Regions from separate parts of the Homo sapiens genome. Here region 2 is linked to region 1. A link is an interaction called in ENCODE POLR2A ChIA-PET data of the cell type or tissue named here. Cell type or tissue: GM12878. All regions are shown on one strand.

Evidence for each region. ChIA-PET counts read pairs that join two places held together with the same protein. Peaks named below come from ENCODE experiments on the same cell type or tissue, not always from the same donor. Only the 100,000 strongest peaks of a DNase experiment are listed, where the experiment ranks them.
Region 2: POLR2A ChIA-PET joins it to region 1 with 5 read pairs; 2 of 35 experiments call an interaction of 5 or more read pairs at or near these places.

What each region holds. Positions count from the first base shown.
Region 1 is chr5:55,768,419-55,776,418 of GRCh38, forward strand. All of the region lies in intron 7 of DDX4 (DEAD-box helicase 4), which reads left to right. Among named protein-coding and RNA genes, the nearest start is that of DDX4, 34 kb to the left of the region's middle. In GM12878, no CTCF peak of the experiment used is centred here; DNase peaks (open chromatin) are centred at 2,869 and 3,176.
Region 2 is chr5:55,965,645-55,973,644 of GRCh38, forward strand. It overlaps IL6ST (interleukin 6 cytokine family signal transducer), which reads right to left. Exons shown (of 17, transcript NM_002184.4): 4 at 3,906-4,211; 5 at 2,632-2,752. Among named protein-coding and RNA genes, the nearest start is that of IL6ST, 25 kb to the right of the region's middle. In GM12878, no CTCF peak of the experiment used is centred here; no DNase peak of the experiment used is centred here.

The DNA of each region.
Region 1 (8,000 bases):
AATGGAGCTCCATTCATGTTCCTGCAAAGGACTTTATGTCATTCTTTTTTATGGCTGCCTAGTATTCCATGGCGCATATATACCACATTACCTTTGTCCAGTCTACTGTTGGTGGGCATTTAGGTTGATTTCTGTGTTTTTGCTATTGTGAATAGTGCTGTGGTGAACATATGTGTACATGTGACTTTATGGTAGAATTATTTATATTCCTTTGGGTATATACCTAATTATGGGATTGCTGGATCGAATGGTAGTTCTGTTTTACGTTCTTTGAGAAATCGCCACACTGTTTTCCACAATGGCTGAACTAATTTACACTCCCACCAGCAGTGTATAGGCATTCCCTTTTCTCTGCAAGCTTGCCAGCATCTGTTATTTTTTGATTTTTTAATAATAACCATTCTGACTGGTGTGAGATGGTATCTCATTGTGGTTTTGATTTGCATTTCTCTAACGATTAGTGATGCTGAGCATTTTTTCATCTGCCTGTTGGCTGTATATTGTCTTTTGAAACGTGCCCATGTCCATTGTCCACTTTTTAACGGAGTTGTTTGTTTTTCTGCTTGTACATTTAATTTCCTTATAGATTCTGGATATTAGGCCTTCGTCGGATGCATAGTTTGCAAATATTTTCTCCCATTCTGTAGGTTGTCTGTTTACTCTGCTGATAGTTTCTTTCGTTGTGCAGAAGCTTGTTCATTTAATTAGGTCCCATTTGTCAATTTTTGTTTCTGTTGCGGTGGCTTTTGGCATCTTCATCACAGAATCTTCCAGGGCCTGTGTCTAGAATGGTATTTTGTAGGTTATCTCCAGGGTTTTTATAGTTTTAGGTTTTACATGTTATTCTTTAATCCGTCTGGAGTTGATTTTTGTATGCGGTCTAAGGAAGGGGTCCAGTTTCAATCTTCTGCATATGGCTAGCCAGTTATCCTAGCGCCATTTATTGAATAAGGAATCCTTTCCTTATTGCTTGTTGTTGTCAACCCTGGCAAAAATCAGATGGTTGTAGGTGTGTGGAATTCCTATTTGCAGATGGTATGATTTTATACCTAGAAAACCCTATAATCTCTGCCCCAAAGTTCCTTGATCTGATAAATTACTTCAGCAGAATTTCAGGATACAAAATCAATGTACAAAAATCAGTGGCATTCCTATCCACTATATTGTTAAAATGGCCATACTGCCCAAAGCTATTTACAGATCCAATCTACCAATAACATTCTTCACAGAATTAGAAAAAAACAATTTTAAAATTCATATGGAACCAAAAAAGAGCATGAATAGGCAAGACAATCCCAAGCACAAAGAACAAAGCTGGAAAGCGTCACATTACCTGAGTTCAAACTATACTACAAGGCTGTAATAACCAAAACAGCGTGGTACTGGTCCAAAACCAGATACCTAGACCAGTGGAACAGAATAGAGAGCACAAAAATAATGCCTTCTTTTACTTTTTTTTTTTTTTTGAGATGGAGTCTCACTCTGTCACCCAGGCTGGAGTGCAGTGGTGTGATCTTGGCTCACTGCAACCTCCACCTCCCAGGTTCAAGTGATTCTTGTGCCTTTACCCTCTCTAGTAGCTGGGACTACAGGCATGTGCCAGCATGCCTGGCTAAGTTTTGTATTTTTAGTAGAGATGGAGTTTCACTATGTTGGCCAGGCTGGTCTGGAACTCCTGACCCTCAGGAGCTGTCACCTCAGCCTCCCAAAGTGCTGGGATTACCGGCATGAGCCACTGTGCCTGTCCTTGTTTTACTTTCTAATGTCACTGGATCTGTTGGTTGTGGTTTTTTTTTCCCCCCTATGATCTCCAGAATGTGCTATCAATTACAGAAGAGGGACAATGTGAATCTTGGTCAGTTGCAATTTAGATGAACTGGGGATGTCTTTGTCTCTGAATAGAGTCATTGGAAATTTGAGGGGGGAAGAAATTGTAGATTATTTTTTGTTCAAGTCTAGCTGTATTTCACCATACTCTGGTAATTCAGCTTCTATTGAATTTGAGATGAGATTGTATCAAAAATTACCATGCTTAATTCTTGATTATATATGGGCAGTCATGTTAAAATAGCAATGACAACAAAACGTATGAAGAATATAGTGAACTTACTATAAAATTGCTGAGGATGTGCAAATCTATGATAAGAGGTTTTATTGTTTGGAACTACATAGTAATCAGATACATCAGTGTTTTTACCGCACCTTGGAGACATTCTTTTCCTTTGCCCATTAGGTAGGTAGCTGGCTGAATTAGGCCCTCCCTAGTGAAGGTAGGACTTGTGGATTTCATAATGAGGGAAGACTGTCTCCTTAATTACTTCTTATGATAATTGTGGAGAGGGGTGGTGGTGGGGAGAAAGTTAAGCTAAGAAAAAACAAGACTCATCTTTTACCATATTTTTTTTAACAAGCAATTTTTGGCACTTAATGTTCCTAAAACATAGCTCATATTTGAAATTTTTTTCTTCAGACCAGTGAATATCTTTTGTACTATTAACATTTACTTTAAATCAATTTAATTCATATTTAAATGAGGCAGTCGAAACCATTTGCAGCTCTATGTGCTTGGTCCTGACTTACAGATTAGTGTAGGATAATTAGCAGGGGCACAGCCATTTTGCAGGGTATCCCTGATTTCCATTCTCTGTAGATGTATACATTTGAGGATAGGAAGTTTGCATATAGGGGTCACTCAGAAAATACACGTGTGTATATATGTTTATATTAAAATATGTAGACAGGTACACATACCATAAGTGTATAGTTCAATTATGTTTCACAAACTGAACTCACTTGAGTTCAGTGTGTTCACCAGCATTCAGGTCATGAAATACAAATTACTGGCACCTCAAAAGCCCCTTTTCATGTTCATTTTTTACTCACTAATGACTCATTACCCCCAAAACTTCTGTTATGACTTCTAACAGCATACGATAATTTCGTCTATTTTTATACTTGGTATAAATGGAATCATATAGTATGTAGTGTTTTATGTTTACCTTCTTAGTGTGTTTGTTGCAATTGTAGATCATTATTACTGTTTAGTATTCTTTTGTTTTACTGTTTTTCTATTAGTGATAGGTATTTGGATTACCTCCAGTTTGGGGCCATTGTGAAAGTGCTTCTGTAAACATTCTAGTATTCTTTTGGTTGTCATTAGTACATACTCAGAAGAAGAATTGCTAGGTCATAGGCTATATATATTTTTGGCTTTAATAGTATTGTCAAATGTTTTCAGCGTTTAAACTAAGATACACTCACATTCTAACCAATGCTTGGTATTTTCTTTTTCTCTCCTTTTAACCATTCTGCTGGTTGTGTGGTGGTGTACTCATTTTGTATTAAATTTCTATTTTTTTGGACTAATGGAATGTGGAGCACTTCTTATGTTTATTGGCCATTTGGACATCTGGACATCTTTTGTCAAGTCGTTTGCCCATTTTTCTGTTGAGTATCTTTACTTTTACCTTTTTATTTGTAAATGATTTAAAACTTAAAAGTTGCAAGAATAGTACATACAGATAGGCCGGACGCGGTGGCTTATGCCTGTAATGCCAGCACTTTGGGAGGCGGGCAGATCACTTAAGGTCAGGAGTTCGAGACCAGCCTGGCCAATATGGTGAAACCCCGTCTGTACTAAAAATACAAAAATTAGCTGGGCGCATGCCTGTAGTCCCACCTACTCGGCAGGCTGAGGCAGAAGAATCGCTTGAACCTGGGAGGCAGAGGTTGCAGTGAGCTGAGATTGCGCCACTGCACTCCAGCCTGGGCGACAGAGAGAGACTCCGTCTAAAACAAAAAAAAGTAATTGTCATTAATCTGGAGTTTATTTTTGTATATAATGTGGGAATCAATATACATTTTTTTTCCATATAGATGTTCAGTTGACCTAGTATCACTTACTGAAAAGACTGTCCCTTCTGCTTTGCACTACAGGGCTGCCTTTGTCCTAAATTAGGTGGCTTATATATGTGTATCTGTTTCTCTAGGTTTTATTCCGTTGGTCAGTTTTTCTATTTTTGTACCATTGCCCCATAATCTAATTACTGTGGTTTCATAATAGGTCCTGATATCTGGCATTGTAAGTCTTTCAAGTGCTTGTTTTTCAAGTGCTATGGTTTGGATGTTTGTCCTTCTCATGTTGAAATTTGATTCCCAGAGTTGGAGGTAGGGTCTAATGGGAGGTATTTGGGTCATGGGGGCGCAGATCTCTCATGAATAGACCTGTTTCCTTGTGGGGCTGTTGAGTGAGTTGCCTACTAGTTCCCTTGACAGCTAGTTGTTAAAAGGGCCTGGTACCCTCTACTTCCTCTGCATCATATGATCTCTGAACACACCAGCTCCCTTTCACCTTCAGCCATGGGTGGAAGCAGCCTGAGGCTCTTCCCAGATGCCCAGTCTTGAACATTTTCAGATATCAAATCTTGAGCCAAATAAACCTTTTTTTTCATTAATTATCCAGTCTCAGGTATTCCTTTATAACAACACAAAACAAATGAAAAACCTCAAGATTGCCTGTTATTTTTAGTCCTTTGCATTCCTGTGTGATTTTTAGAATGAGCTTAATCAATTTCCAGAAGAAAAAGCTATCTTAATTTGCATTGCTATAACAAAATGCTATAAACTGGGTAGCTTTGTAAACAACAGAAATTTATTTCTCACAGTTCTGGAGAGTCAGAAGTCTGAGATCAAGGCACCAGCAGATTCAGTGTCTGGTGAGGGCCCATTTCCTGGTTCATAGATGGTGTCTTCTCTCTGTGTCCTCACATGGTGGATAAGGCCAGGCAGCTCTCTGGGGCTTCTTTTATAAGAACACTAATTCCATTCATGAGGGCTCTACTGTTGTGTGGTTACATCACATTTGTTTATTCTTCAGCTGATGAATGTTTGAGTTGTTTCCACTTTTGGGCTATCATGGCTAATGCTGCCGTATTCATTTGTGTACAAGTTTTTATGTGAACCTGTGTTTTCATTTTTCTGGAGTATATACTTAGGAGTGGAATTGCTGTGTCATGTGCTAACTCTTAATGTTTAACTTTTTGAGGAACTGCCAAATTATTTTCTATAGTAGCTGTACCATTTTATATTACCACTCTCAATGTTATGAGGGTTCTGATTTCTCCACATCCACCGATACTAGTTATTACTGGTGTTTTTTTAATTATAGCCATTCTACTGAGTATGAAGTGGTATCTCATTGTGGGTTTTTTGTTTTTTTATTTTTTTGAGACAGGGTCTTACTCTCACCCAGGCTGGAGGGCTCTGTCACAATTTCGGCTCACTGCAGCCTCAACCTCCTAGGCTCAAATAATCCTTCCACCTCAGCCCTCTGTGTAGCTGGGACTACAGGCGTGTACTACCATGCCCTGCTAATTTTTGTATTTTTTTAGAGATGGGGTTCCACTACATTGCGCAGGCTGATATTGAACTCCTGAGTTCAAGCAATCTGCCTGCCTCAGCCTCCCAAAGTGCTGGGATTACAAGCATGTGTGCCACAGTGCCCAGCCCTTATTGTTGTTTTGATTGCATTTTTTGATGACTGTGATGTTGAGCAGCTTTTCATATGCTTATTGACCATTTGTATATCTTTGGAGAAATGTCTTTCAGATCCTTCACTCATTTTAACAATTGGGTTGTCTTTTTATGTTCTAAGATTTATTTATATATTCTCAATGTGAGTATCATCAGCTACCTGATTTGCAAATGTTTATTTTTTTTTAATTTATCTAATTTTTTTTTTTTTGTTTTTGAGACAGAGTCTCGCTCTGTCACCCAGACTCTGGGGTGCAGTGGCACAGTCATGGTTCATGACAGCTTCAACTTCCTGGTCTCAAGCAGTCCTCCCACCTCAGCCTCCTGAGTAGCTGGGACTATAGGCATGTGCCACCATGCCCAGCTAATTTCTTTATTTTTTGTAGGGATGGGGTCTCACTGTGTTGTCCAGGCTTGTCTCAAACTCCTGGGCTCAAGCAGTTCTCCCTTCTTGGCCTTCCAAAGTGCTCGGATTACAGGTGTGAGCCACTGCATCTGGCCTGCAAATGTTTAATAACCTCCTGTGGGTTGTCTTTTCCCTTTCTTGATAGTACCCTTTGAAACACTAAAATTTAACATTTTTATCAAACCCAGTTTATCTTTTTATGTTCTTTTGGTGTTATAACTAGAAAACTGTTGCCTAATCCAGAGTCATGCAGACTTTTTCCTTTGTTTCCTTCTAAGAATTTTATAGTTTTAGTTCTTACACTTAAGTCTTTGATGCATTTTGAATTCATTTTTATAGATGGTGTAGGGTGGGGGTCCAAATTCTTTTGCATATGGATACCCAGTTGTTCTAGCACCATTTGTTGATGTTTTATATTGATGTGTCTAGATGTGGATCTTTTTGGGTTTACCCTCCTTGGAGTTGAGCTTCTTGGATTTATAGATTAATAGTTTTCATGAAACTTGGGATATTTTGAGCTTTTTTGTGGTAAGATCTCTATAACATAAAATTCCCATATTAACTATTCTTAAGTGTATAATTTTTGGCATTAAGTGCACAGTATTCTGTCATCACTATCATCACCCAGATAGAAACTTTGTATTCCGTTAGACAACAATTCCCTGTGTACTCCCTTAACCCTGGTCTTTGGTAACCTCTATTCCATGTTCTCTATGAAATTTGTCTATTTTAGGTATTTCATACAAGTGGAATCGTACAATATTTGTCCTGTCGTATTTGGCTTATTTTACTTAGCATCTTGTTTTCAGTGTTCATCCATGTTGTAGCATGCATCAAAACTACATTTCTTTTAATGGTTGAATAATATAATGTATTTACCACATTTTGTTTATCCATGTGACGGACACTTGGATTGTTTCTTCTTTCCGACTATTGTAAGTCCGCTATGAACATTCACCTACAGTTATCTGTTTGAGTCCCTGTTTTCAAATCTTTTGGTTATATACTTACAAGTTGAGTTGCCGGGAGATGGAACTAGGTAAGTTAAAATGCTGCGAAATTTGCTGTTTAAAAGAAAAAATTCCCTGGGTTGCTTCAAGCCTTTTATTGATTTCTAGAGTTTGGAAAAAGTTAATTCTGACAGTTCTTGCCCATTTTTTTCCTTGCCTTTTTGGAGTAGTGGAATTTAGAGTTCCTTACTTGGCCATTTTTGCTGATATCAGTGATACATATCATTTTAGTGTTTTCATTTTATTCATTAGTATGTAGAAATATAATAACTATCTGGTAAGTATTTTTTTAAAAAGTAATAAAAGATGTTCCATTTTCTTTTATACAAAGGTTAGAGGATTTATAAGGTAATTTCTTTCTGAAGATATTGTCACCAAACATCTTTAAGAGTTAGATTGTCAGCTGTCCCTTATGAAATGCAGACTATACCTTCTGGGAGGACTCAGGTTACTTTAAGAAATATATTTTGTTGGCCGGGCGCAGTGGCTCACACCTGTAATCCCAGCACTTTGGGAGGCCGAAGTGGGTGGATCACCTAAGGTCAGGAGTTTGAGACCAACCTGGCCAACATGTTAAAACCCCGTCTCTACTAAAAATACAAAAATTAACTGGGCGTGGTGGTGCAGCCCTGTAGTCCCAGCTACTTGGAGTCTGAGGCAGGAGAATCACTTGAACCCAGGAGGTGGAGGTTGCAGTGAGCTGAGATGGCGCCACTGCACTCCAGCCTGGGTGACCGAACGAGACTCTGTCTCAAAAAACAAAAAACAAGAAAAGGACTCAATTTGAATTTTTAGAAACTTACAGAAAAGAACAGAGTGATTAAAGGTAAAGATTAAACACAGATGAAGAGAATGAATTAATTCAAAGATAAATCTGTGGAAATTCTCTAAACTTGGAAATGGAAAACACGAGAGTGGTTAATAAATAAGGTATGGAAGATAGACTAAGACCTGTGGTTCAACATATGACTGTCTCCTGAGGAGTGGCCAGAAAATGGGAGGAGGACAGGAAAGAAGAATATTCAAAGAGAATAGATGAGACTTTTCCAGAG
Region 2 (8,000 bases), 200 kb after region 1:
TGTAAAAGCATGTTATATCAGAGAGCTATCAAAGGCTAAGGAAGTTGTGTCAAGACGATGAATGAGCCGGGCGGGGTGGTGGGTGCCTATAATCCCAGCCACTCGGGAGGCAGTGAGCCGAGATCACGCCACTTCACTACAGCCTGGTCAAAAGAGCAAAACTCTGTCTCAAAAAAAAAAAAAAAAAAGGATGAATGAGCCAATTTGAGTAAACTGCCACTGATCAAAGATGGGACAATCCATAATGAGTTAAAACATATCAAATATGTTTAAATATAAATTTATAATGAGAAAGAAAAGCCCTCATTATTCTACCTTTGGAGGATACTAGGGAATCAACTAATTATAAAACTGGTAATTAAGGAAAAATATTAAACCTATCTTGCTTCTCCTATCTGAACTGTACTTCAGGGTAAACCACAGTTGATAAAGGCAAGTTTTTCTTTAAGTATTTCAGCTAAAACAAAACACAGAATACCATAGTTTTGTAATTTATATACAAATTATAATCACTGATGACTGCTCAAAGCTGTAAGGGAAATACTAGTGGGAAAACAACATGATTAAATTTCGGAAACATTCTGTTGAGTTATAAAACTTTTCACAGAAGAGTATATACTATATAATCCCATTTATATGAGACATTCTGTAACAGGAAAAAATAATCTATGGTGAAGAATATCAGACAGGTAGTTGCTCATGGGGTGGGGCACTTGCTGGGATTGACTGAAGGAGCAGGAAGGAACTTTTTAGGTGTGTTAGTCATGTTCTATGTCTTGATACTGATTGAGTTACACAGGTGTCTGTACTTGTCAAAACTCACTGAATGATACACTAAGATTTGTGTTTTCACTATATGTAAATTTTATTTAAAAACATAATACTGAACTCTAGTTCATGTAAATACTGAAGTGATTAAGAATGAGGTATATTAATGACTGTAACTCACTATGAAATACTGAAGTGATTAAGGGTGAGGTATATTAATGACTGCAACTCACTATGAAATACATAAAAAAGAGATAGATTGAGAGATGGAGAGAAGGATGCATAGATAAATAGGTGATAAAGCAAAGATAGTAAAATGTTAATTGTAGAATCTAGGGTATGCAAGAGTGTTCACTGTAAAACTCTTTCAACTTTTCTGTTTGGAAAAAACAAATGGGAAACTTAGTAAATAAAGGAATAAGGCTGACAACACCCGAAACCACTGCTCAATCTTAGTATCAGAAAAAAGAAAAACAGTGAAACATTATCTGGTCTTTCCTGACAGAAGTACACATCACTCCTACAAAATATTTTTTTGGGGAAAAAAAAAAAATCAAACCCAAATCTGATGAAATCTGTAGATCTAAAAGCAATTTTTTGGAAAGAAAAAGACAAGGGGGCCAGGCGCGGTGGCCACGTCTATCATCTAAGCACTCTGGGAGGCAGAGGCAGCCAGATCACGAGGTCAGGAGTTCAAGACCAGCCTGACCAACATGGTGAAACCCTCTCTATTAAAAATAGAAAAAAATTAGCTGGGCATGGTGGCACATGCCTGTAATCCCAGCTACTCAGGAGGCTGAGGCAGGAGAATTGCTTGAACCTGGGAAGCGGAGGTTGCAGTGAGCAGAGATCATGCCACTGTACTCCAGCCTAGGTGACAGAGCAAGACTCCATCTCAAAAAAAAAAAAAAAAAAAAAAAAAAAAAAAAAAAGACAAGGGAATATGTTAAACAATGTACAATGTATAACAGTTTAACAACTGAAATGTAAGAAAAAAGAACAAATAGAACCTATAATTTAAGAGACAAGACATAAATTCACAAAGTATGGAGCTTATTCGAATCTTGACTGAAACAAATGTAAAAAAAATTATACATATAGGCATATTCATGAGACATAGGGGAAATCAACACTAACTGAAAATGTAATATTTTATATCTGAGTGTAACAGTGGTATGTTGTTATGCTTTTTTTTAAAATGTCCTCATCTTTTAGAGACGCATACTGAAATATCTTTGGATGAAATATGATGCCCGCGATTCTCTCTTCAAGACAATATAGGCAAAGAGTACCTTTGAAATAAGACTGGTCATGAGCTGACCAGTGTTGAAGCTGAGTGATGGGTATGTATGGGTATTCTACTATTCTTTCTACTTTTATTTTTTATTTATTTATTTTTTTTGAGATGGAGTCTCACTCTGTTACCCAGGCTGGAGTGTAGTGGTGCAATCCGGGCTCACTGCAACCTCCGCCTCCTGGATTTAAGTGATTCTCCTGCCTCAACCTCCGAGTCACTGGGATTACAGGCACCCGCCACCATGCCTGGCTAATTTTTGTAGTTTTGGTAGAGACAGGGTTTTGCTCTGGTTGGCCAGGCTGGTCTCGAACTCCTGACCTCAAGTTATCTGCCCACCTCAGCCTCCGTAAGTGCTGGAGTTACAGGCATGGGCCGCCGCGCCTGGGGGATTACAGGCATGAGCCACCGCGCCTGGCCTCTACTTTTACATATATTTGAAATGTTACAGAATAAAAAATTAAATGTTTTAAAATAGCATTTAATATTATTACTTGGTAAAATAAAAATTCCAGCAAAAATGACTAACTTTAATAAATCTAACATGAAACAAATTTAAAATAACGTACCATTCAGATTTTAAAGTGAAGTTTGTCTCCAAGTGTGTTTCCCTTCCACCATCCCACTCACACCTCATTTTCTTCCCCTCGTTCACAATGCAACTCAAATTTTTAGGTTTTTCTGGAGGCACTAAAAGGGATTAATTAGCATCTTTCAGAAAGCTTTATATCCACAAATATTATGCAATTTATATACTACCCAAGGCATTTGCGATCTAAATTAGATGAAAAAAATCAAACCCAAGCAAAAAGTATGGACACAATGAAAGGCTGATGACAATTTCTTTTCTATCCCAACTCTTACACTTCTTTTCAGGAAGTAATATATATACATCCATCCTAACTGTCATCAACTGGTTTGTTTCACATTAATTTTCTATGTAAAATCAACTTTCATTTATAACTGGAAAAAAATATCAACTGATTTCTCCATTAAGTATATTTTTAAAAGTAATATATACATATGTTTGTAAGAGGCAACTAAGTAGAAGCCAAAATGATTCATTTATATTTCTCTTCTTATTGCTTTCCCAAACTCGTTGGAAGAAAAGCAAATGCCAAAACAGTAAAGTCTGGGTGATCCACAAATTAGATAACCCACTTTTGGATCATAGTAAGTTTATTTTGTTTACTTTGTTACTCCAAGGCCAGGCACAGTGGCTCACGCCTGTAATCCCAGCAGTTTGGGAGCCCGAGGCAAGTGGATCACCTGAGGTCAGGAGTTTGAGACCAGCCTGGCCAACATGGCGAAACCCCATTTCTACTAAAAATATGAAAAATTAGCCGGGCGTGGTGGCTCATGCCTGTAGTCCCAGCTACTTGGGAGGCTGAGGCAGGAGGATTGCTTGAACCCGGGAGGGCAGTGAGCTGAGATGATGCCACTGCACTCCAGCCTGGGTGACAGAGCGAGACTCTGTCACCAAAAAAAAAAAAAGGATTTACTCCAGTATTTGTTCGCTTTCTTCAGGTAGCTGCTTTACACGTGCATTTTCTCAGCAATTAAGGGATACTGAGAATTACCATCATTATGTCAATTCAACAATACTTTCCTGTGGTGGGGGGGGTCTCATGTCAAATATTTCTCTAGTAAAGTGAAACTGCTTGACTTTCAGGAAAGACAGGAGACTTGTGGTTCCTACTTCTAAGCTTATTTTTTAAAAACCAAACATGTCCAAGTCACTAAGTCCACAAGTTACTACATTTTATAAAGATGAAAGGACAACATTAAAAATGCAGTTCAATAGTCATGACAAAGTCTGAAATAAGACAAAAACAAAACTTACAGCCTGAAATTATTGTGATTCCATAAACATTCTGTTCAAGCTGTCCGAATGTAAGAATGTTGCAAGTGAGCTGAATATTTAATGAAGCTATATCTGTAAAGGTGACACTGGATGCTGTTCTGTTTATGATAGTATATTGCTCCTTAGGAATAGTAAAATGGTTTGTTTTCCAGACAATGTAATTAGCATTTACATGAAAATAATCCATACATTTTTCCTTTAGCACACAAACTGCAGTGAAATTAGAATGAAGTTGTACAACTGGAGATTCAGGACTGATATAACCACATGGATCTAGAAGTTCACCTAAAAAGGAACAATAGAAAATATATAAATGGACTGAATTTTTCTGGTACAAAATGATATCTAGCTGGTAGCACTCAATGTAGAGTCCCTCAACCGTCACTAAAATATCCCTAAAGACACAGAAAAAGACAATACACAACTGAAAATTAATATGGTTAGAATTTAATGCCTGAATTTGTAAAGAAATATACAAATTATAAAGATAATAGAGCTGAATTAAGAAAAACCCATTCATGCTTTATAGCCCATGGTATAAACTATTTCTTTAAGAAACACAGACTGCCTGCAGCATGATTCATACTTGCCCCACAACGTATCCTGTCCCTCCATTTAGATCCCAGGTCTAAACTAAACTCTCCAGAAAACAGGCAGTGGTGGTCTCCTCTACAGTCCTGAATGCTGTTGTGGAGTACAGTTGGGGTCACAGACAGTATACATTGTCCACACATCAAAACTCAGACAACAAAGGAAACAGCAAGGGACCAATACAAAACAGGAAGAATAGAACAAGATGGCCAAATAGTTTAGTTTTAAGAATAAATGCATGGCCCTGGGTATGATGGTTTGCGTCTATAATCTCAGCACTTTTGGGAGGCCGAGGCAAGAGGATCGCTCGAGCTCAGGAGTTTGAAACCAGCTTGGGCAACATAGGGAGATGCCATCTGTACTAAAAACAAAAAAAATTAGCCGAGCATGGTGGTGCACGCCTATAGTCCCAGCTATTCGGGAGGCTGAAGTGGGATGATGGCTTGAGCCCAAGGGGTCAAGGATGTAGTAAGCCACTGCACTCCACCCTGGACAACAGAGTGAAAATAAATGCATGGGATAGGATCCCCTATTTAAAAACAAAGAATCAGCCTAACCAACATGCTAAAACCCAGTCTCTACTAAAAATACAAAAATTAGCTGGGTGTCATGGTGGGCACCTGTAATCCCAGCTGCTTGGGAGGCTGAGGCATGAGAATCACCTGAACCCAGGAAGTGGAGGTTGCAGTGAGATCACGCCACTGCACTCCAGCTTGGGAGACAGAGTGAGACAGAGTCTCAAAAAACAAAACAAAACAAAACAAACAAAACAAAACACAAAGAATCAGATTGGGTAAAAGAGAATTAAACACAACTACATGCTTTACCTATCACCTACTCCACATTGATGACATCTCAATCCCTATCTCTAGCACTAAACCCCCATGCTTTCAATAGCCCATTAGACATATATCTACCTGAGATATCCCATAGCTATTTTTAAATGAGCATGTCCAAAACTATTATGTATCATAATCTTTTCAAACTTATTATTTTTTATTCTTATTTCTCTGCCTCTGCTAACAGCACCACTCCCATCCAGACATCCAGGACAGATACTCTGTAGTCATCTTCCAACATCTCCAATTAGCCTCCTCTAACCTCCAACTTAACAATAGTGCACTGTATTGGTTCTATATGCTTAATAAGCATATCAACATCTTCTTTCCAATGCTACTTTGACTGCTGAAGCACAGGATACTATATCAGTCTGACCTCCTTCCAGTTTATCTTACATACTACTGTCAGTTACTGTTCTAAAATAATTAGGACATTTGTCTACTTTAAATTATTTAGTGGCTACCTACTACCAAGATAAAAGTCCCAACTATTTGACATGATTTTATTCTTTTTCTCTAGCTTCAATGTCCACAATTTTAAGGTGGCTTTCCTCAATGAATCCTATTTGCTGTGGGGTTCCTGGGTAGTTACCCATGAAGTGTTTTTGAGATTAAAAATTACTAGCCTGGGCAACATGGCAAAACCCCATCTCTACAAAAAAAATATAAATATTAGCCAGGCATGGTGGCACACGCCTGTAGTCCCAGCTACTTGGGGGTGAGGGTCGTGTGCTGAGGCAGGAGGATTGCTTGAGCCCAAGAGGTCAAGGCTGCAGTGAGCCCAGAAAAAATTAAAAACAGTTTTTGCAGTCAAAATTGTATCCCCAAATGGAATCCCAGGACCTCTCACAAAGCCTGTAAAACCCAGAGCTGGAATGTGTATTTCTTTGTTTCAAACTTATAATGTGGTCTGTTTATATCATCTTGCTGTTATTTATAAATGCCTACTGTAAATCTTAGTGCATATATTACTCTCAATTTCCAATAGCATGGTCCTTCATCCAGTGGAGAATCTCTACTAAGTTACTCTCTGATACTGGGTCAGACCTTACAATTCCCTAGACATCACTTTATTCTTTGGCAAAATCACTTGTTATACTTTCTCTAAAGTAATCATAGGGATGTTAAATATGAAATATACTCTAGAGTTCTAAAAAGATATAATTAGAGACTCAGTATGAATAATTTTTAATCACACAGAATAAGAGAAATATTAAAAATGGGCAAATGGGCTGGGCGCAGTGGCTCACACCTGTAATCCCAGCACTTTGGGAGGCCGAGGTGGGTGGATCACGAGGTCAGGAGATCAAGGCCATCGTGGCTAACATAGTGAAACCCTGTCTCTACTAAAAATACAAAAAATTAGCCGGGCGTGGTGGCGGGCGCCTGTAGTCCCAGCTACTTGGGAGGCTGAGGCAGGAGAATGGTGTGAACCCAGGAGGCGGAGCTTGCAGTGAGCCAAGATCACACCACTGCACTCCAGCCTGAGCGACAGAGTGAGATTCAGTCTCGAAAAAAAAGGGGCAAATGTTCCGTTTTTCAAAGTGAGACACAGCTTCAATAATACCATCCCATGTCAAATTAATCCCATTTTACAGGGCTACCAGGCTGAGATTAAATTGTAAAAAGAAAGTATTTTAATTAAGAAAGGTATCTGATAAAGTTATTTTGAATGTTTATAGGGCAAGATGAAGAAATGTGAATTAGAATACACTATAACTGGGTTGGACGCAGTGACTCACGTCTGTAATCCCAGCACTTTGGGAGGCCGAGGTGGATGGATCACCTGAGATGAGGAGTTCTAGACCAGCCTGACCAACATGGTGAAATCCCGTCTCTACTAAAAATACAAAAATTACCCGGGCGTGGTGACCTGCACCTGTAATTCCAGCTACTCAGGAGGCTGAGGCAGGAGAATTGCTTGAACCTGGGGGGCAGAGGTTGCAGTGAGCTGAGATTGTGCCACTGCACTCCAGCCTAGGCAACGAAACGAGATTCCATCTCAAAAAAAAAGAAAAAAAGCAAAAAAAAAAAGAATATACTATAACCGATATTACAATGAACATTATGAAATTGCTGATATTTTGCTACTTTTATAGGTTCATACTCAAATTTATATTTGATTACCCATATATAAAAAAACTGACTTAAGAAAAAAGTCAATTAGAGGATAGTCTTAAGTAGAATATGCTGAAGTGCATGCCCTCAATCCTTGGAGAAGACTGTATTTTAAGAATGGCCACACCTACATATTTATCCCATCCCACGTTTTTCTTACGATGTCACGCATACTCTTTTCATGAAGAGGTGGGGACTGCATTTCCCCCAACCACATCAGATCTGTATGGGTGCCTTGTGTCCACTCCAGCCAATGGAGTGTGCTATGAGACTTCAGAGGCTAGATCATTAAAAGAATACAGACTCCAATTAGCTTTCTTTCTCTCTCCCGGGATATCTGCCCTTAGAACCCAGCCACACATTGTAAGAAAGCCAGGGCCATAAAAAGAGGCCACGTATGGTGTTTTGGACAATGGCCCCAGCAAAGCCCTCAGCCTGCAGATACCATTAACAACAGACATATAAGCGAAGGAGTCTGAAGATGACTCCAGCCCCCAGTCTGAATATTGCAGCTGAGGCCCCAGAC